Regions from separate parts of the Homo sapiens genome. Here regions 1, 2, 4 and 5 are each linked to region 3. Evidence: chromatin loops called from intact Hi-C (ENCODE). Cell type or tissue: ovary. All regions are shown on one strand. Links, peaks and the distances in the headings refer to the core of each region. The heading gives the core; the rest is flanking DNA. Region 1 overlaps DCAF5 (DDB1 and CUL4 associated factor 5). Region 2 overlaps ACTN1 (actinin alpha 1). Region 3 holds the start of ACTN1 (actinin alpha 1). Region 4 has its middle 63 kb from the start of ACTN1-DT. Region 5 overlaps ACTN1 (actinin alpha 1).

Evidence for each region. Hi-C counts contacts between places; a loop is a spot of excess contacts. Peaks named below come from ENCODE experiments on the same cell type or tissue, not always from the same donor. Only the 100,000 strongest peaks of a DNase experiment are listed, where the experiment ranks them.
Region 1: a loop joins it to region 3, with 2.2 times the contacts of the local background. A loop is called at or near these places in 34 of 110 quality-filtered maps.
Region 2: a loop joins it to region 3, with 1.9 times the contacts of the local background. A loop is called at or near these places in 65 of 110 quality-filtered maps.
Region 4: it touches region 3 in a loop (4-fold over the local background); 34 of 110 quality-filtered maps call a loop at or near these places.
Region 5: a loop joins it to region 3, with 2.1 times the contacts of the local background. A loop is called at or near these places in 62 of 110 quality-filtered maps.

What each region holds. Positions count from the first base shown.
Region 1 is chr14:69,088,488-69,092,487 of GRCh38, forward strand. It overlaps DCAF5 (DDB1 and CUL4 associated factor 5), which reads right to left. Exons shown (of 9, transcript NM_003861.3): 6 at 3,187-3,400. Among named protein-coding and RNA genes, the nearest start is that of DCAF5, 63 kb to the right of the region's middle. In ovary, for the core only: a CTCF peak has its summit at 1,919 (motif pointing left); no DNase peak of the experiment used is centred there.
Region 2 is chr14:68,923,167-68,927,166 of GRCh38, forward strand. ACTN1 (actinin alpha 1) reads right to left here. Exons shown (of 22, transcript NM_001130004.2): 2 at 2,392-2,506. Among named protein-coding and RNA genes, the nearest start is that of ACTN1, 54 kb to the right of the region's middle. RefSeq lists enhancers at 814-1,351, 1,352-1,887. In ovary, for the core only: no CTCF peak of the experiment used is centred there; no DNase peak of the experiment used is centred there.
Region 3 is chr14:68,977,442-68,982,053 of GRCh38, forward strand. It overlaps ACTN1 (actinin alpha 1), which reads right to left and starts at 1,861. Exons shown (of 22, transcript NM_001130004.2): 1 at 1,511-1,861. The coding sequence starts at 1,615. It overlaps ACTN1-DT (ACTN1 divergent transcript), which reads left to right and starts at 2,241. Exons shown (of 4, transcript NR_073422.1): 1 at 2,241-2,343; 2 at 2,487-2,746. RefSeq lists enhancers at 729-1,728, 1,729-2,727 and a silencer at 1,869-1,918. In ovary, for the core only: no CTCF peak of the experiment used is centred there; DNase peaks (open chromatin) are centred at 490, 1,380, 1,910, 2,536 and 1 weaker place; H3K4me3 peaks cover 2,841 bases; H3K27ac peaks cover 3,124 bases.
Region 4 is chr14:69,040,243-69,044,996 of GRCh38, forward strand. No RefSeq gene overlaps it. Among named protein-coding and RNA genes, the nearest start is that of ACTN1-DT, 63 kb to the left of the region's middle. In ovary, for the core only: no CTCF peak of the experiment used is centred there; DNase peaks (open chromatin) are centred at 2,859, 3,468 and 3,877; H3K27ac peaks cover 2,290 bases.
Region 5 is chr14:68,910,166-68,914,165 of GRCh38, forward strand. It overlaps ACTN1 (actinin alpha 1), which reads right to left. Exons shown (of 22, transcript NM_001130004.2): 4 at 1,991-2,077. Among named protein-coding and RNA genes, the nearest start is that of ACTN1, 67 kb to the right of the region's middle. RefSeq lists an enhancer at 1,711-1,830. In ovary, for the core only: a CTCF peak has its summit at 1,631 (motif pointing right); a DNase peak (open chromatin) is centred at 1,616.

The DNA of each region.
Region 1 (4,000 bases), core at 1-4,000, 110 kb after region 3:
TTGAGGCTAATGAATTACCTAGTGAACCTAGGATAGTTTAAAAAGAAGTACACGTACTCTGAAGAATATCTGGGTCCATCTGTATGGACTGAATAATCTCATAATTAAAAGCCAGATGACTGTCTCAGATAAATAGGATCTCTTACTGCTTTTCTCATCCATGTTCATTCCTATTACGGAAATTCTCAGATTCCTGTCTGGGATGGTTACCCAGCCTATGACTAAATGAAAAGTTCCAGAACACAGAGCCTCAGGCTGTGGGTGTTCTCAGAGCACACAGGAATGAGGTCAAATATAAAGCCCAATATAAGGAAAAGGCAGGCTATGGAAACTGAAAGCAGAAAAAAAGATTCTGTCTAGACTCATCAAAGAATATACATGTCAGTCCTGCAGGTCACACTGTAACTGTGACAACTGCTGCCTTGAGTGTGGAAAGTCAGAGCCTATAAATCACCTTTGAGACATGTTCTAGGACTGGGACAGTAAGTCTGACTTCTTGTGCACACTTAAAAAAAACTATAAGTTCAGTAGATTAGTTCCACTATAAATCCATTATTTAATTCATCCTCCTAATTGGATGAATTATTTAATTCATCCATCCTTCCAGGCCTCTGGAAGTTGAACAGGAAAAATCATACTTATCAATCCTGATTTACAGTTAGAGAAGACTTAGGCCCACAAAGCTAAATACCACACATTGACCAACGTACTCAAGATTTACTTCAACAAATTTTTATTGTGTTCTCACTGTGTGCCAGGATTTGGAGACAAGACAATGATGAATTAGCTACATTTCTTAGTCCCTAAGGAGTCAACAAAAAAGCCAAATATAAATCTCTGTATTTTATATACCTCTAACTATTTCAGGAATATGAACAGACTTTTAAGACTTTAACTCTGTTAACTGACCCAAAGTTAGATTCAATGACTTTGCATCTTCTTTCAAGGAAAACCACTTACCCCAGCCAAAAAGAAGTCTTGTCTGTCAGAGAGAATAAAATACCCATAAAACTCTTCCCATAGGACAAGTCACAAATAATAAATTAGTCAAATCTAAATAGAGAAAAATCAAAAGCCATTCAATACTTTTATAATTATATATAAACTGAAAGACAGAAACAATGATATCTTTGATGTATATACCTAGGACTATCACAAAATACCTTCTGTGGCTCTGCCTATGACAATACCTGCCCCAATGCATCTGAGCAAAATGGGTAATTATAATCCGGATCACAGGTTCTCAACCAGGGGCAATTTTCCCCCCAGGGGACAATGTCTGGAGACATTTTTGGTTGCCTGGAGGATAACTTAGGATGATATTACCGGCTTCTAGTAGGAAGAGGCTAGGGATACTGCTAACCATCTTATAATGCATAGGACAGCTCCACACAACAAAGAACTATCTAGCCAAAATGTTAACAATGATAAGGATGGGAAACCATGGTCTAGGTGCTTACATGTTGGCTAGAGGTCTTTGTTCTGGGTCTTCTAAGGTCCATGAAGATAGGCTTTGTTGCTAAACACAACCTGAAGAAAATCACCTTTCCCTCAGCCTCTGGTTTCTGGAAATAAAGCCTAGTAAACTATTAATATCACCTTCACTGCATGCTCTATTATTCAACAAAACAAGAATTACATGCATAAGAAGTTGACAAAGGATAGGAAATCAACAAAAGCAAAGAAAGAAGGAAAAAAGGAAGAGAGGGAGAGACTTGATTGTCATTTCCACAGCCAGACAAAGCTAAATCAACCATTCTGTATATCTGTTCTATTGAGAGTCTGATCGCCTATAGAAACTGTTTCTTCCCACCCAAGAAACAAATTCCCTGCAGTGCCATACAGGTATATACAAATTAAGTCATTCAGGTACTGTGGGCACCCCAAGGAGACATCACTGAGGCCACCTAGTGGTCTCCAGTATGGATCTCAGCTAAGTAGGCCCTAAGACTCCAACATGAGTATAAATTCTGAATTTGGATATATAGTCTCTATTTATAAGAGAGGAAATCTCTAGTTCAGAAAACTTAAAAGAACATTCTCATCTATCTACACGCAAGACAATTCAACAGGCATTTATTCGGCTCCTATTACATCTACTAATCCTTAAACTATGACATTAGGAAGCCTCTAGCAACCCCCATCTAAGGAGAAAAATCCTAGCTTTTACTTCAAAAAGCGAGGTCTTGCCAGTTTCTCAAAGAAATTTTTCTTTTATGCCTCTTTTATATTTCTTTTATGCCAAAAATAACTCTAAAGAGGTGGGGTACAGCATATAAGAATTTTAAGTCAAAATTTGACATAGTTGACCCAAAGATAAGAACACTAAACATTAGCGAGAGACTAAGGTTTTTCTTTTTCCCAATCTATATGTGAAATAGCAATAAGATTTGTTGTGCTTGAGAATAAAAAATTCTATTTGTTTATTTGATCAGTCTTTCCTTAGATTTGTCTTTCTTCCCATTTGTCTTTCCTCGGCTTGGTGACCCAGATTAGCCCAACTGGTCACTGACACTTCAGAACTTCTATGGTTAAGACAGAAAGGTGCAAGAAGGCCAAGTATATTCTTAAACTGCCAGCTTTAAGTCAACATCAGCATCTCCATTCCTGGTGAGACTCAGAAAAGGCTGGAAACTCACAGCTTGGGCTCTCCATTTCCAGTTGTGATGCTGGCAGTAAAAAGAAAAAGAGTCAGCATCTGGCTCCCTCTCAAACAAAGCTGCTTACCCCATTTCATCCAAGAAAAAGATGGCATCCCAAGAGGCCATTCAAGATACATGTCTCTTGGATGGTACTTAGGGTGTTTCATTCATCATTGTGTTTTATTGGTTTCTTTTTTTTAATGTCTCTCTCACCAGCAGGCTAATTTTCCATGGATTCCCTCTCCTTTCTTCTGAAATGGCACATTCTTAGAATCTTAAAATCTGTTCACAAACTTGGCAGAGCTAGGTGGCTCAGAACCATATCGTGGCCAGCCTTGGTTTATGGTGTGTGCCTTGTATTTACCCATTGACAGCCTTGATAAAGAAACTCACTATTATTAAGTCAGAACATCTCCAGGCACTCACTGTTTCCCCTTAATTGTTTCTACCTGACATAATGGTAATGAGAAATAAAGACCAGTATAGAAAGAACAATCAGAAAGAAAAGCATAAGTGTGAGATGCAGGAGGCAGACAGCATTTACCTGGTCACGATCTCCTGCAAAACAGCAGCTTTTCATGGTGCATGAGTTGAAGTAACCCTGATTGTCAAACTGAAACACAGGCAGGCGGGAATGGATGTCATAGAGCACAGGGGGCAGGCGTCGCCTCAGGGCCAGGAGCTGGGTCCCGTTGCTGTTGAATCGTACACTCATGGCACTTTGGAGGGACAGGTTTCCACCATAGCGCAGGAGAGAACTGGAAGGCACAAGGCACAGGAATCAGGCATGAGATAGGCTAAACAAGAGTCTGAAAAACACATGTTTGCCTATGACCTCCTGTCAAGCTTGCATAGCTGAATTTCAGCAAAAGGATATTTCTGTGCAGTGGCTAGAATAATGAGGGTAGCAACGCTTCCTTCGTTACTTTAAAACAAGTTACTTCAATTGTCAGTTCTCTTGCTCAGTCTCCAAAAGATGAATTACCAGTAAAGTTACAAGAAAAGGATAACAAAAACATCTTGAAAGAAGAGACATATTAAAATAATGATTTTCTTTACCCAAGCTAACTGCACAACCAAAAGCATACTCGTCAAGACCCTGAGAAGTGGGTTGTATCCACTCTAACTGGGTAGTCATGGACAGTGTTTAAGCAATATAGTCATCCTTCATATTAGAGATACAAGAACCATCAGTAAAAACAATAGGCCGGGTGCAGTGGTTCAGGCCTTTAATCCCAGCACTTTGGGAGTCTGAGGCAGGAGGATCACTTGAGCCCAAGAGTTTGAGACCAGCCCTGGCAACATAATGAGACTTTGTCTCTACAAAAAAATTAAAAAATTAGCCAGGCATGGTGGCA
Region 2 (4,000 bases), core at 1-4,000, 54 kb before region 3:
CTACATGTCTGGTGCTGTTCTAAGCACCTGAGACACAGAGAGAAGATGACCTGCCCCAAGGAGCTCAGTGTGGAGCAGAGAAGAAAACAAGCGAACCGAAAATGACTACACTTTGTGATAAAAGACACAGCAGAGGAATTAATGGGGTATTATAGGTGCTGGGGAGCTGGGCAGGTAGGGGGGTGGTGCGGGCAGGGCACAGTCCACTCAGATTAGGGGAGAGAGGAAGGGTGAAGCCTTCTTGAAGGACACCCTCAAGCTGCATTTTGAAGAATGATAAATTGTAAGGCCAGATTTGTTTAAAACTGGGGAAGGGTAGTGGAGGAGGTAGGAAGCAGGGACATTCTAAAAGGCAGTTAGAGGCAAGGCACGGTGGCTCACACCTGCAATCCCAGCGCTTTGGGAGGCTGAGGTGGGAGGATCACCTGAGGTCAGGAGTTCAATACCAGCCTGGCCAACATGGTGGAACCCTATCTCAAAGAAAAAAGAAAATAAATAAATAAATAACGGCAGAGGAAAACAGCACGGTGGCTCCTCAAAAAATTAAACAGAGAATTCCCATGTGACCTAGCAGTTCCACTTTGGGGAATATACAAAAAAAGAACTGAAAGAGGGATTTTAAAAATATTTTGTACAACCATGTCCTAGCATTATTCACAATACCCAAAAGGTAGAAACAACCCAAGTGACCACCGACAGGTGAATGAACAAAATGTGGGGAGCCATTTTATAGCTGTAGGTCATACATACAATGGAATACGATTCAGCCATAAAAAGGAAAGGGATGGCGGCACATGCTCCAACATGGATGAACCGTGAAGACACAGTAAGTGAAATAAACCAGTGTCACAAAAGGAGAAATACTGTATGATTCCACTCGTACAAGGTATACCTAGAGTAGTCAAATCAGAGACAAAAAGTAGAATGGTGGTTGCCAGGGGAGGGCCGGGGGGAGCGGCGAGCTAGTGTTGAACAGCTGTAGGGTGTCAGTTTGAGACGATGAAGAGCCCTGAAGGTGGACGGTGGCGATGGCTGCACAACAGTCAGTGCATGCCCTTAATACCGCTGAACTGCACCCTTTAAAATGGCTAAAATGATACATTTTCTGTTATATATTATTTTACCACACACACAGGTTTTATCTGAAAGTAGAAAAAACTACTTTTAAAAAAAAAGGGCAGTTAGAGCTTGTGCAAAGGCACAGGAAACAGAAAGTGCATGTCATCTGGGGAGAGCTGCACGTTCCCCCTGCCCCCACCCCACAACTGGCAGAGGATCGAAGGTCTGATACCTTTTTGGGAATAGTTAGTTGAAAACAAAGCAGGTGCCAGCTCATGCAGGATTCCATAAGCTATGCTAAGGAATGTGGCCTGCAGGCTCAAAGCCCTGGAGAGGCACCGCGGGCTGAGGGCTGTGAGAGGGAACAGTGTGACCATATTTGGACTGACTGTCGGACAAGCCCTCTGGCTACAGTGACAGGGGTGGACTGCCAGGAAGAGCTGGGGTAAAGGCCTTTGTGGGATCATCTAGGTGAGAGTTGACACAGGCCACACTGACACCACAACAGTAGGGGTTAAAAGAAGGACTGAGAAGAAGGAATCAGAATAAACAGAACATCAGTAACAACTTGCAAAGAAGAGCTGTCTATGATCCCAGCTTGGGTGCAGAAGAACAGGACTCTGGGAGGGAAAAGAGGTTTGCTAGGGCAGGAGTGACAAGCACAGAGTTTTGGACATGCTGAGAGGACTGTGTGGGACATTGGGGTGGAGACGCCCAGCGAGGTTCAGCATTTCAGAGGTGGCTCGAGGGAGAGGGCTGGGCTGGGATTAGGTCTAAGGCTCACCGGCATCAAGGTGAAGAGAGTAGCTAACATGGCCCAGTGTATCAACCAAGGCTAGACTCACAGGACTCCCACCCCTTAAGGGATGGTGGCAGAAAGGCATTCATAAGCAGGATGAGATGTGTGTTCCAGTAGAGCTGTCCCTCCAGACATCTGGACAAACCAGGGGCTGGGGAATGGCCTGGGTCACCTGGATACAGGTAGATAAGTAGTAATGGAGCCAAGATTTGGAGACAGTCACCCATGGTTAACATTCTTGGCCACAGAATCCTGGCACTGGGGAGGAGAAGGAACCTCAGTTCCTTCAAACCCTTTTTTTTTTTTTTTTTTTTTTTAAAACAAACAAGGATGCTGAAACAAATGTCCAAGGCACCTGGATGGCTGGCAGCAGAACCAGAACTCAGACCCACGCTCCTAGGATGAATTCATACATGTCATCCCCAACTTGTTTCAAGAGACCAAAACCAGCTGCGCTCATAGGCAGAGCAGATGCCAAGGTGTCAGGCAGCACCAATAGACAGTATCTCGTCCTGGGCCAGGTTCCGCCTCACCTGAGATGACCTCCAGCAGCAGCATGAGCTTCAGGCCATCCCGGAAGTCCTCTTCGATGTTCTCGATCTGTGTCCCCGCCTTCCGGAGGTGGGAGTTACACCATGCCGTGAATGTCTGGGCAGAGACAAGAAGGGCAAGTGGTCAGGGGGCTGGTGTTGTCACCCTCATTGGACAAGCCATTTAATGGTGCCAGGGGGTGGGAGGTGGACACCTACTCAGCAGAGCCTCTCAACACAGTTGCCCCACCATGGTCTCATTCACTGCATCAACCAAGCACTGAGCTACCCACAGGGCAGCAGCTGAGGGACCCTACACAGAGCCTGCTACATGGGTGGGAGCAAGCAGGATACATGAAGCAGCAAATTCCCTTAACATCCGCCTCCCAGCCCTCTCTCAAAGACTCATGCCCACCCACATTTGAAAATGCCACAATTCCATTCTTACAAGTTACCTCTTAAGTTATAAGACTTAGTTTCAATCTTCACAGTTTTAAGACAGAGTAACCCCGAAGGAACATATTAAGCCCTGTTGATACCTTAGGGTAAATTAGTATATTAAATCCTTTCTCACTTGGCAGCCAGCTAAGAGAAAGGAGTAGTAAGTTTTGCTGAGAACAGAATTCAGATGCAGGGTGTCAGGACAAGGGAGAAGAGTAAGCACCCCAATGTGTATCTGTGTGTGCTTTGGGTGGGGATAGGGGCACCCTAAGCTGCAAAAGCATGAAGAGTTCCAGAAAGGGAATGTAAGGAGGTCAAATCAAAGACCATCAGCTTCATAGTTACTTCTCTATTAAGCAGATTATGATCAGGTGAGGCAGCAACTAAGCCATCCTGTGCCAACAGCACCAGCTAGTGGCTCAAACAGGAAGAGGGTGTCTCAACAAACATGAGAAACAAAAGCATGCATCGCAGTTTTACATGTCCATCTAAAACAGGTGTCTCTCTCCAGCTGTCTCCACTCTGTGGCAACCAGAGAGAAGAGCTCCCTTGCTTTAGATCTAAACCATTCATTGGCAACTCCAGACTTCTCTGCACCAAATGGCACTACCAATTACATGGGGCTCACCCAACACCAGAGCCATTCAGCTCTCTTCCCACCTGCCCTGCAAAATTCAAAGGATGGGCAGTGTATCATTCATGTGACAGTAGGAGCCACACTAGAAATACTCTTCCTCATGGGAAAGGTCACAGCTTCATGCTCCCCAATCCCTTCCTCCTGCCCTGGGGAACTCTAAAGGTGAAGTGGCAATAAGTGGGTAGGAAGAGGGAAGAACATCACACCAGCGAGTATCAGGGGAAAAGAAATAGCTGCTTAGATTTAGGAGCAAAAGTTGAAGAGCCTATGAACAAGAAAGGGAACAGGGGGACAGAAGCTATCCCTCCACACAGGCGGGGAGAAAGGGACAGCATTATGATACCCTGTGACTTTGGGCTTAATTTTTCAATCATGTCTCACTAGTAACTTACCAATATGGAATACCTCTCTCTCCCTGCAAACATATCTCCACTCTGCAGGCCAGCCTACTCCCATGATGAAGAGAAACGGCGTATTGTGCTATCCCAGAGCTCTGGGAAGACTGGCACACAGATCAGGGTAGATAGGGGACAT
Region 3 (4,612 bases), core at 1-4,000:
GTCAGGGGACCTTCCCATGTCCGATGTAGATGACCGATGTCGCTGTATAGGGCCCAGCCCTGCATAGGCCTTGGGCACCGCGGCCCAGGTCATCCTGCTTTGAGGAAGCCCATTGTGTGTGTTTTAGATTACCTCTGCCTGTCTGATGAAGTGAGTAAAAGGGCTCCGTTTCAGGGCCTAGGATTCCTGAGTGAGCTAATACAGGATGCCTTTGGCTGAAAAAAAAAACTTCAGTCGGCTCTATAAACTACCCCCCTTTTAAGTTTAAAAAAGGGAATGAATGTTACCATTTTTGGACATGAGCGTTCTCCCTCAAGCCCAGCCCTAACCGCACTATCCAAAGGGACGCGCCATCCTGTCCCCCCCCCACCCAAAACCCCATTCCCAGATCAGCCTGGGGGTGGGGAGGGTATGAAACGGGGAGGGACCGGATGGAAGTGGGCAGCCGGGAGGAGGGGGAGGGAAAGGGGTATTCAGGGTACGTGGCCGCCTGGGGGCACAGGCTCACCGCGCAGGCAGGAAGCAGCGGTAGGGTTGAGGCGCCCTCCCCCCACCACCACGAGTGGTTTCTGACCTCTTCCTGCCACTGGCCACTGTGCCCGGGTCCCATCGCCAGCTCCGAGCCCAGCTCCCGTGGCGGGGCGCGCACCCGGCACACCGCGCCTGCCTGGGATGCAGCTCCGTGGCTAAGTAGGGATCCCCAGTGACTGGCCCCAAATATCCCCTAAGACTGACCCTCGTTCTGCAGCCCCTCAACTCGAACCGAGCTGCCCACCTTTCCCGGGGGTCGGAGGGGCAGGACGTAGCGCAAGCCCATGTCGGGGTTACAGCTTCCAACCCACTGAGTTAAGCAATAAAACGGTCTGCTGTCCTGACCCCGCCCCCACAGGGCCCGCGGGGGAGCCCGCGTACGCCCCCCAGTTTTCTCGTCCCCAGCCGCACTCCAGCTGGTCCTTCTCCAGGCAGATCCGGAGGCGGCCGCCGATCTCTCCGGCGCTCTCCCCTCCGCCTAAGGGGCAGCAGGGTCCCGGGAGGCCCGCCGCTCAGGTTGAACCCAGGGCGGCCCAGGAAGCGGCGCTGCCACCGCACGCCATATGGAGAGGTGGCCAGGGGCGGAAGAAAAGGGAAAATCGATCCGGAGCAAGCAGCCCCGAGCCGGGGTCTCAGCCCCAGCCTGAAGACCACCGCCCCCGAGCACAGCCCACGCGGGGATGGTTGCAACAGCCGCAGGGTGGCCTGGACCACGGACCCCCAAGGAGACCTGCCCGCCAGCGGCGCCACCTCCCCGCGCTCCGGCCCGGCGTTCCCGGGCTCCGGGGCAGGGGCGCTCCCGCTTCCGCCAGGCGCCTGTAACCCAACACCCCACCTCGCAACGGCCGCACCGCCCCCGCCCCCTCCCGTGCGCGCCCGGAACCGGTTCAGAGCCCGGAGCCGAGAGCCCGGCAGGCAGAGCGGGTCGGGGCTGGGGGCTGGGGGCTGGGGGCTGCAGCGGGCGGGGGCGGCTGCTAACCTTTCTCTGCTGCTTCTCCCAGGCCGGGTCCAGGAGCAGGTCCCGGTCCCAGTCCTCTTCTGGCTGCATGTAATCGTTGGTTTGCTGAGAATCATAATGGTCCATGATGGTGCGCGCGTGCTAGGGTCTGGATTTCTTCCTCCACCTTCTCTCTGAGCAACGGCTGCTGCCCTGGCGTGGGGAGGGAGTAGGGCTGGGCTGGGCTGGGCTGGCGGGGCCGGGCTCGCTCCCCTGCGCCCGGTTCCGCCGCGGCGCTGCTGGCGAAGGCTGCTACTGGCGGCGACAGCGGCGGCTGGGCTCGCGGACTGCCTGCCTCTGGGCGGGCGCTTGGACCTAATCTCCACGCACACTGAACTAGGCGGACACACTAGCGCTGCGGGAGCCGAGGCGGGCGGGGGCGGGGGGAAGGGGCAGAGCCCTCCCGAGGCTCTCCATTGGCCAGGCCGAGTTGCCCAAACTTCCCCCCATCGCCTCTCATTGGGAATTCCTGGCATCCGTCAGCCGGGCTGCGGCGCATATAGGTGGACTGGGCGGCCCCCTCCCGGCGCGCACACCCCCGCCCACTCCCGCGGTGCCCGTTCCCCCGCGGCTCATGTGACGCCAGCTTAAGCTGAACGGGACCGAAGCCGGGAGACGCCTCCCCGAGCTCGGGGACTGAGTGGCAGCGCGCTTGGGAACCCCAGGAGCCGCCGGGATTGGACCCGTTCCCCGCCACCGTTATTGCGCTCCCACGCGCGCTCCAAACCCCGGGGTGGGAGGGGGCTGGAGAAAGGACGCGAGGAAACCCGAAGAACATTCATTTTCTCTTTCCCAGGGAACCTGGGTCTGGGCAGGTCGGCACCCTAGGAAAGGGGGCGGAGTGGGGCAATGGAAAGGAATTTCTTGGGAATTTCACGACTCCACCGCCGCCCCCCCCGGCCCCGCCCCACCCCACCCCACCCTACAAGGCGCGACCCGGCTGATCCCTGCCCTGCAGGAACCCGGTTTCTCGCCAGCGAACTGCTCTCAGAGGCTACCGAGCGTTCCCGCCTCGCCGCAGGAACTCTTCTAGCTCGCCCTCGGGCTCTGGGGACCGCTCCACAGCGGGGCCTCCCGGAATTCCCTGCCGGTCTCCGCGGGCACACTTGGCTGGCTGCTGCGACCAAAACTACCTTCGCGTGGCAGGGTCCTCCCTCCTCCTCACAGACACCCCGACATCACCCTCAAAACTGGAAGGGACAACCCCGAGTGATCTAGGTAAATCTACTCCGTACCCCCCTCCCACATACACACGCCTGACAGATGGGGAAACTGAGGCTCAAAGAGCCGAGCGCGGAAAGAGCTTCTGGACTTCACAGGCCAATCCGGTAACCTTATGCCTGACAAACAAAACCTTATTGTCATTGGAGGAGGATGGAGGGCGGGAGTGACTAAATAGCTCTAACTTCTGCTTGCCACCTGCCAGGACTCCTTTCCCTGGGCTTAGTAAGAGGAGAGTCTAAACGCGCTAATGCCCGGGAAGGAGCAGGCCTCGCGTTCTGGCAGGCTCCTCTATGGGATCCCGGTTCCGAAGAACAGTAGCAAATAAACCTCTCCTAGGTTATGCACTGTCTTGTGAACAACAGATGTGCCAGTCTTCCACCCCAGCACCCAGCACATAGTAGAGCTTAATTTATGGATTTGAGGCTGGCCACGGTGGCGGTGGCTCACACCTGTAATCCCAGCACTTTGAGAGGCTGAGGCGGGCAGATCGCTTGAGCCCAGGAGTTGGAGACCAGCCTGGCCAACGTGGCAAAACCCCGTCCTTACTAAAAATACAAAAATCAGCCGGGCATGGTGGTACACGCCTGTAGTCCCAGCTACTTGGGAAGCTGAGGCGGGAGACTCCCTTGAGCCTGGGAGGTCGAGGTTGCAGTGAGGTGCATTTTCACCATTGCACTCCGGCCTGGGTGACAAAACAAGACTGTCTCAAAATATATACATACATATATGCATTTGGCCCTTTATATCCACAGGCTTCAGAACCCGCAGATACCCAGGCTGACTGTGAGGGACTTGAGCATCCTCAGATTTTGGTATCCATGGGGATGCTGAAACCAATACCCTGCCAATACTAAGGGAGGACTGTATTTGTAGGATGAATGGCTGCATCAACTGCAAAAATTTAAATTTAAATTTAAATTTAAAATGCAAATATGTCAATTCAGAAGTGAGTGAAGGAGTTAGAAGAAGAAGTTCACTGACAGGAAGGGCCCTGAATTATGGGCTGGATTTTGTCCTCTACCTTCTCTCCAGGCGATGGTGGATACCTGAAAGCCACCCATGGAAAAGGTGAAGAAAGTGCCCCCTGGTTCTCAGAAGAGCCACTGCTGCTGTTGTGAGCAGATATCGGATGGTGTCTCTGGCTGCATCATTCGTCAACCACACATATTCATATGAGTGTTACCCTCCAGCACTGTGCCTTCCAAAAGCCCCTGGCTGAGGAAGCACTGCTTCTGAGCCACAGAGACAGCTGATTTATGGACCATTTTATCACCGCTTCTAAACTGTGGCTCTAAACCTAACACAGAGGGTAATGGTAGTGCTGTATCCATTCATTCACCCAATAAATATTTGCTGAGCACCATCTGCATATCAGGGAATGTACTAGATGTATACAGAGATGAAAAAGCCATAGTCCCTGTCGCACACAGCCCAGCAGACAGACACAGAAACAAAAATATGATGTCATGAGTTAGACGCAAGGAGAGAGATCTGACAAGTGTACTGTTGGAACAGATGAGGGGCACTGAACCCCGTGGGAAAGGAGGCTCCAGGCTTAACTTTTTGGAGGAGGTGAAACTTAAGTGAACGTTAAAGAATGAGAGTCAGCCAGATAAAGAGTGTGGGAAGTTACTCCAGAAGGAAGGACCAGCACAAGCTAATGCACAAGGACAGGAAACTGCATGGTATACAAAGGAATGTCTAGCATCTCAACGTGGCTGGACTAGAAATCCAAGGCCGGGAGGGGCAAGAGACGGGGCTAGAGAGGTGCAAAGCAGCCAGACCATGAAGGCCTCATGTGCCAGGTGGAGTGTGGATCTAAGGGGAGCAAGGCTGGCTGGAAGCTTTGACACCAGTTGC
Region 4 (4,754 bases), core at 406-4,405, 63 kb after region 3:
GAAACAAATACCTTCTTATACTCACACTGCTGATAACAAACTTATGTTCAGTTAACAGAATACCAAAGGCCCTGAATGTCCCTTCCAACTTCCATTGTGAGAAAAGCCTCCAACACAGTCTGGCCATGAGTGTCTTTAGGGAGAGGAGGAAGTGGTCTGGTAGCTGGTAGCTATGGAGTTAGCCAGTCAGTCCACCCCTGGAGTCAGCTTTGAGTCCATTTCAGGGAGCCCTTGGCCAGTGCTGGTGTTCAAGCCTGAAGGACCAGAGGCAAGTGTGCATCATTTGAGGGCAATGGCCATGGGCAGGGTTAAGGTAGGTGAAACCCAGTTCCCATATGAAACCAGAAGCACAAAGAGGAATTACCCAAGGGCAACTCACGTGAGCATCCTATCTCATTCTTCTCGGTTTTTCTTTTTAGACATCTTAATTTATTTTTTTAAATAGAGAAGGGATCTCACTATGTTGCTCAGGTTGGTCTCAAACTCAAGCCCAAGAGGCATGATTCTCCCGCCTTAGCCTCCTGAGTGATGGGGGTAACAGGCACACACCACTGCAGCCAACTTTAAGTATCTTTACTGAAATATAATTTATAATTTATATACCATAAAATTTACTCATCTAAAGTGTACAATTCAATGGTTTTTAATTTATTTACTAAGTAGTTGTTACAATGATGCTACAATCTAAATTGAAAACATTTTCATCACCCCAAAAGAGAACCCCCTATATTAGTAGTCACTCCCAAGTTCCCCCTGAACTCCTCCTCTTACCCTTGGCAAAGCTAGTCTACTTTCTGTCTCTATAGATTTGCCTATTCTGGACATTTCATATGAATGGAATCATATGTGTCCTTTTGTGACTGGCTTCTTTGTCTTGGCATAATGTTTTCTTTTTCTTTTCTTTTTTTTTTTTGAGACAGAGTCTTGCTCTGTTGCCAGGCTGGAGTGCGGTGGCATGATCTCCGCTCACTGCAACCTCCGCCTCCTGGGTTCAAGCGATTCTCCTGTCTCAGCCTTCCAAGTAGCTGGGATTACAGGTGCCCACCACCATGCCTGGCTAACTTTTTTGTATTTTTAGTAGAGACAGGGTTTCACCATGTTGATCACGTTGTTTCGAACTCCTGACCTCAAGTGATCCTTGTGGCTCAGCCTCCCAAAGTGCTAGGATTACAGACATGAGCCACCGTGGCTGGCCAGCATAATGTTTTCAAATGCTCATGTGAGCATTCATCCATATTGTAGCATCAATCAGTACTTCATTCCTTTTTATGGCAAAAAATAACATCCCCTTGTATAGACAGACCACGTTTTGCTTATCCCTTCATCAGTTGATGGACACAGTTGGGTTGTTTCCACTTTCTGGGTATTACGAATAATTATGCTCCGAACAGAGTGTACAAGGTTGTGGGTGGTCACCTCTTCTCTTGATTTATTTATGTATAGTAAATAACTCCCCACTCCCCACCCTCATTTTCCTCCCCACATAGGTCACAACTCTAGTGTGTGTAGTGTATATCCTTCATTTTATGGCATTTTATGAAAAATGTGTATTCCTCTTTTGCCTGCATGCATTTGTACATTTCACATACATGCTATTGTGTTTTAGCTATTATTCTGTCTTAATCTCTTCACTCAACACCGTGTTTTTAGGATCCACCCATGTTGCCAGGAGTACTCCTGATCCATTACTTCCAGCTGCCGTGTGGCCCCCGGGGGGTGGGCTGCGAGCACGTGTGCACGTCCACTCCCACAGGGATGAATGCCTCATTTCCCCCAGCTCCCTGTCACCACACACAAACCCACAATGGCCATCTCGGCATGTGTCCCCTTCAGGACCTGGGGGAGAATGTCTAGAATTTATGTTCAGGAGTGGTTTGCTGGGTCATAGAAACATGCATACTTACTTTGAGTTGTGCTGGATCATGAAAAATCTTTCCCCTACCAGCAGGCAACAAGATTAGGGACACATGGATTCATGCATTTTACCAAGCAGAAATAATAGCTGAAATGCACTCACTATCCAGGTTGGCAAAGCTTCAGTACATCAGTGCCGAGGTATACCGTGCCTACTGAAAGCTAGAGGTAGACTCCTCTTTTTATTTGTCTCATGTCACTTTGCTGTTTCTAGAGCACTGATTCCCTTTAAACATTCTGGTCTCATTAAGGGAGGTTGTTCTTTATCCCTTATGGATAAAGATTATTAAGGGAAACTACTTCCCAAGAACTTTCCTTTGTCTTGGGGTGCAAAGTCCTTTGACCTGTAATGAACATTTCTGTGTTTTATGACTGGGGAGGAGATGCTGGGAAATAACTGGTTCCTAAAACACTTCCCAGCACCCAGAATCACCAAGGAGACGAAAGGAAAGGGAGAATTCAAATGATTAGCTAGGAACTTTTACCTCTGACTTCTGGTTGTTTCCTAGAGAAAATAAAATCCTCACGAGCAGAAGAGCCTGAAACATTTCTTTCTTGTGGAAACTTCCTATATTTGGGGACAATCAATCATTCCAGCAAACCTTCAGGTTATCACATCACTGTGAGTCTACTGACGAGAAGTCGTTTCTTTTTAAAGGACTCACTCAGAGTTTACCCTAGATCCCTACACCCAAGGGTGCCTCTTTTTACACAACAGATGGGCATCATCAGAAGTCTTTTGCAAAGAACCCATTTGTATGTCATGTGAATCCCTTTGTCCTCGTTATGGTTTCCTAAGTTTGGATTTCTCATAATTGGCTTTTCTTAAAGTGAAAGCCATACTCCTGCTCAACAGGCTAGAGGTGAGAGTGAATCGGGCAGTGTTGGGACAGACTGGGCAGGTCACTGTGAGCGCCTGGCTGGCAGCTGGGAGGGGAAGCAGGGCTGGGAGCGCCTCGGGCTCCCTCCAGCTGCTGCCACTCCGTTCCCCTCACCAGCTTCTGGTTTTTGAATCCTAGCTCTGTGGAGCAGCTCCTGTGGCTGGCTTTATTTGGAAGTATTTAGGGCAAAAAAGGAACCCTGAATTTCACAACACTGAGCTTCATTTCTATTTATGTTCTCATAAACGCAGAGAGGGAGGAAGAGATGACATTTTTGGAGAAGTCACCAGTACTTTCTACCTCTATTTGTCCCCGACATTTTGCTTAAGGACAGTATCATGGCAGTGGAGCCAAAGTCAACAGGTCATTGGACCTGAAAAAAGACAGGATTATGATGACAATAACAGCTGCTCTTTCTACCCAGTTCCTACTGGGCATTGTGCTAGGTGCTTTGTGTATGTTTTCACTAATCCACAGGAGAGCATTGCAAGGTAAGCCTCGTCGCAACTTTGTGGATGAAGAAATTCAAGGTCAGAAGAAGAAAGTGACTTGGCCCATGCCTCAAAGCATCACACTGTGATTAAACATCACATTCTTCCTACTACCTCATGCTCTCTGGGACCCCCACTTTCCACCCCACCGAGGCCCTCGTCTTTCTCTGACTTCCTACTTCTGCTCTTCTAAGACAACTAAGCTGTGACTCAGAGCATGAGGGGAAGAGGTTTCTTGGCACCAGGAAGGGACTCAGGGCTCAGGGAGACAGTTTAGAGCCAGAATAAGCTCATTAGGTCACAAGAAAGCAGGAATGACGGGAAGACACTTCTTATTCTTGCCCTCTGATCCCATTGTCCCTGGCAGAGAGTGGCACCCTCACCCCAGCAATGCTTCCTCAGGGGAGTAAGTTTGAAGCAGTCTGGGAAACTGGGCAGCTGAACCCCTCCTGACCCCTAAAGTCACAGTGGGGGCTGAGAAGAAGAAGAAAGACCTTGTAACTGTGGGCTTGGCAAGGGTCCAGGGATGTGCGCTGGGCTCAGGTTTTCCCTCCACCCCAACTTTGCAACAACCTGGGCTCCTGCGCCTGCTGTTTGGGGCTAGTTGGCCTGAGGGGAGGAGGGGAAAGAGGGCGTTTGGGCAGGGGAGGATGCAAGCCTGCCAGGAGAGCCCGGAGCGTCCTCAGCATGGGCAGCAGGGAGTGAATGAAGGGAAGGAGAACTGCAGGGCTCAAGAAACTCCCTTTCCTGGACTGGCTGCTCCAATGGATGGAGCTTGCAGGATAGTGGCACACAGGTGAGGAGGCACTGTTCCTGTGGGCCACAGTGTGGCCTCTATGGACTGCAGACACACACAGAGCAGTTTTGCCCTTAGTTACCCATAGATCATCTTAGAGTTTCCTGTTATTCTAAACATTGAAGGTGGGAACGCTGGAGCTTGAGGAAAGTGGAGACCTGGCACCAGGAATTCCAGGAATCCAAGAGGCTGTCACCTGCCATGAGGTCAGGTGCTCATGGTAAGGGCCTGGCCAAGAGATCTTCCTTCTGCCTGTCAAGGACTTGTCCCTGACCCTGTAGGCACCCACGGCTGAAGTGCAGAGTCCTTGATCCATTACTGGATTAGCAATCACAAGAGTCAATTCCAATTAGAACAGAGAGTCTAAGTTATCTGGTTGGACACAAATGAGTTAATCCTCTTGAATGAAGACCTAGCTTGGCCTCTTAGACCTGCTGTCCTGGCAATTCCAGTTTATCCAGTAAGTTTGACTTCTTTTCCAAGGAGACCCTAGAGGCACGTTCACCATTGGTCCTCCACCTTTTCAGGGTCCCCAGCCTTCCTCCTGGCTCCCCTTCTCCCTAGTGCACCAGCATTAGAATCAGTCCAGCCAACTCTTTCCTTCCTTCCAAGTGAAATCCAAGAACTCACCTTTTCCTGAATTCTTTAAGCCACCCATATTGACCCAAGGGA
Region 5 (4,000 bases), core at 1-4,000, 67 kb before region 3:
CTGGCCATCAAGTCTATTCCCTTGACAGAGTTTGAGAAGTTATTTGAGAAACAGAAAAAGCAAGCTGGGAAGCTGTTCAGAGCTAGTCGTGTTACACGTGTAAATTTTGAGACAACAGTTTTTCAAACTTCAAGAATTAGCTCCCCCTACTCTCTTTTATTCAAAGAAATGGTAATGATACAAAATAAGTCGGCAACCTCTATCAGGTTGGGGAGGAAGATTTGATCTGGGAAATCTACACATCTAGGGGTCTCCAGACAGGGGAATCCCACAGCCTGAGGGGTGCACACAGCTGAGTGAGAAGAAAGCATTAGGACTCCTAGACAGATTTTGTTTTTAATCTAAAAAATAAGGTTTCCTTATATTTACTGCACGGATCAATACTGCTGCCCTCTGTGTGTGAAGCAGCCACGTGTCTATGAGGTTAGGCAGGCAACTGAGGGGGCTCACGGAGCTCCCAGCACAGAAGAAAGACTGCAAACCACACTACCCCCCTGCTAGGTTTGTGCTGTGTCCCCGCCCAAATCTCATCTTGAATTGTAGCTCCCATAATTCCCACGTGTTGTGGGAGAGAGACGGTGGGAGATGATTGAGTCGTGGGCGTGGTTTCCCCCATACTGTTCTCGTGGTAGTGAATAAGTCTCACGAGGTCTGATGGTTTTCTAAGGGGAAACCCCTTTCACTTGGCTCTCATTCTCTGCCTGCTGCCATGTAAGAGGTCCCTTTGCTCTCCCTTGCTCTTCTGCAATGACTGTGAGGCCTCCCCAGCCATGTGGAACTGTGAGTCCATTAAACCTCTTTTTATTTATAAATTACCCAGTCTCGGGTATGTCCTTACCAGCAGCGTGAAAACGGACTAATACACCCTGTGTTTGTGCCTGTGAATTGGAGGTTAAGGTACTCAGTGGACTGTGTTCATGAATGATCTCATTTATTTTCAACACACAAAATGGACTTTAAAATGACATTCAAGGGTTCCTACAAAGACCATAACCACCTAAGCAAAAGCAGACAATTTAAAAATTGGAAAAGCTAATGCTTCTACTTAGCTTAAGCTCTTCGTCAGCTAAATCACAAGAGTAACACAATGATGACTGCAGAGCTGACAAGAAGTCCACCCAAAAGAATCAAAATCATCAAGAAGGCTATTTGAGAAATGGATTTACATCCACTATCATTAACAAGAACCACACCCCAGGTGACTACTATGACCCTCTTTCCAACCACTTCAACCCTAAATACCAAGTACCCATAAACCGAACTTGGAACTCTACATTGCTGCATCACAGAGTGTCACACCTAGATCTCCATCACAAAGCAATTGAATTGAATCCACGTTGTTTTCATTAAGAAATTCCTTTGATTAAAAATGTTTATGATGTCTATGCCATTAAAACAAATATTTAAAAAATAGTATCTCCATCTCATCTTGTAAAAGTTTGTTTCAGTATGTGTGTTTTATCACAGGCACAACAATACACAAATATTATTATGCAAGATAAATACAGGCATAGCAGACATAAAGCTCAAAAACTGCCCGAGTGTGGAATCAAGCGTAGAGATCACCTCTCCAGACCATGGCGGCCCTTGCAGATCTGTGAAATGGCCACTAGAGGGTGCTAGGGGAGCAAAGTGGAGGACGGGGTTAGCGCCCCTCCTGGTCCTTCCTCCCAGCCGCTATTTCCCCACCCTTTCAGATTAACAACCCAAGAGCCAGGTGGGTTTTCCAATATACTTCCCCATGGCAGCCTTGGGCTTTCCCAAAGTGGGGAGTTTCCCTGAGGCCAACATGCCTATGAGAATCAGAATGGCAAACAGTTCTTTTTTCTACATTGACTGGAGGAGAAGGCTGATGCCCAATAAATGAGCAAGAAGCCCAGGACATGGCCCCTGATCAACGTCCGTTGCCCTGGGTATGGGAGTTCTCCAGGCTAAGCCCAGGGAGGGAGACGAGATGGTGATGGCGGGATGGAACAAAGCAGAAACCCACCTTCCACGGAGATGTCCTGGATGGCAAAGCGCAGGATGATGGTCCAGATCATGCCCAGGGTCATCTTCACATTCCCATCCACGATTTCTACAGAAACAGCAGCAGCACACATCAGAAAGGGCCTCAGCGGGGACAGAATTAACACTCCCTCAGCACCCACAGCACTCCATGCCCCACGCTAGGAATCAAAAGACTCCAGAGCTCTACTTCTAGAGGGAAACAGGATTTTTGCTTGTTTTTGAGACAGGGTTTTCGCTCTGTCACCCAAGCTAGCGTGCAGTGGTGCAATCATGGCTCACTGCAGCCTCCAAATCCTGGGCTCAAGCGATCCTCCCATCTCACCTTCCTGGGTAGCTGGGACTACAGATAGGCCACCACACCCGGCTAATTTTTTCATTTTTTGTAGAGACAGGGTCTTACGATATTGCCCAGGCTGGTCTCAAACTCCTGGGTTCAAACGATCCTCCCACCTTAGCCTCCCAAAGTGCTGGAATTACAGGCATGAGCTACCATGCCTGGCCTGGATGTTTCTTAAAGTTAATGCAATAAACTGTGACAGGTGCTGGAAGAGAAGTCTATTTGGGGCACAAAAAAAGGGTGTAATCAATCCTAGTTGGAGACAGTGGGTACATCAGGGAAGGCCACAGAGAAGGGGGCATTTGAAATCCTGATCTGTGTTCCCAGCCTGATGAAGAGGGGAGGATTTCTAAGCAATCACAAATGTTCTGGCAATTCTGTGAGCTGGGGCTCTCTGGGCAATCACAGCTCTCAAAATAGCCACCCACACGTGGAAAAACAGTGGAATCAAGAGAAAGTCACAAACTTAAAGTTTTGTAAATTGCCATCTTGAACTATCCACTGACTCAATCTCACAATGCCATCAGTTTGGGTATTAAAACAGATGTTTTTTTAAAAAATCAAACAATAGCTTCAAGATCACAGCTAAGAGATAACCCAATATATTTAGTCTAAGCAGCACCTTTTAGAGTTTTAGAATCTACAAGTTCTATGAAGTAGATTTTCTCTTTTTTTCTGTACCAGGCCTAATGGCAGGGAATACAACATAAATAAGCCCTATTTTAAGGAGCCCAATACATGGAGCAATCTATGGTCTTGTGGTTGAACAAGTGATACTCAAATGTAGATTCCACACCCACTCATCACCTGCTTCCAGACCAGGAGATAGTAATCCGGCCCATGGTAAGACACGCTCAGTTAAGAGTAAGGTACCCAAAGAATATCTTTTTTTTTCCTACCTGCAACATTAATTTTAGGGGAGACCCAATAGAACCATGAGAAGGATCAATTTCTAGGCAGTTCTGACCCTACTAGGATTTGCATCCCACAAACCCCTGAAACAAGAGTGGATTTCCATTAAGGATGGTATACTCTAACATCTTAGCCCCTTTCCCAAAAGTGAGGGCAAAACTGTATGCTGTTCCATGACCAGCCGGGTGTAGTCCATGGAGCAGTGCTTGGCCACAGCCACCTCCCAGGGGAGCGGGTAACCTGCTGAGTCTGCATGGGATGCTGAGCAAAGGAACAAGTGTCCACTTTGGACTTGGAATAGGATGTAACCCTTCTTGTAAACAGGGAAGTAAAAATGCCCCTCCCAGAGCCCCAGACACCAGGCGGGGCACAGTCCCACATCCAAATGCTTGGGTTGGAGAGAAACAGAGAGCTGAGCAGCATGCAACCCCTTTTGCTACCAAGCAACACAGCCAGCCAGCATTTTGCAGTCCACATTGTGGGGAGGTAGTACTACTCATCAAGAATCAACTCATAGACCTGGCACAGTGGCTCGAGCCTGTACTCCCAACACTTTGGGAGGCCAAGACAGGTGGATTGCTTGAACCCAGGTGTTCAAGACCAGCCTGGGCAACATGACAAAACCCCATCTCTACAAAAATACAAAAATTAAACAGGCATGGTAGTGCCTGTAGTCCCAGCTACTCAGGCTTAAGTGGGAGGATTGCTTGAGCCAAGGCAGAGGCTGCAGTGAGCTGTGAA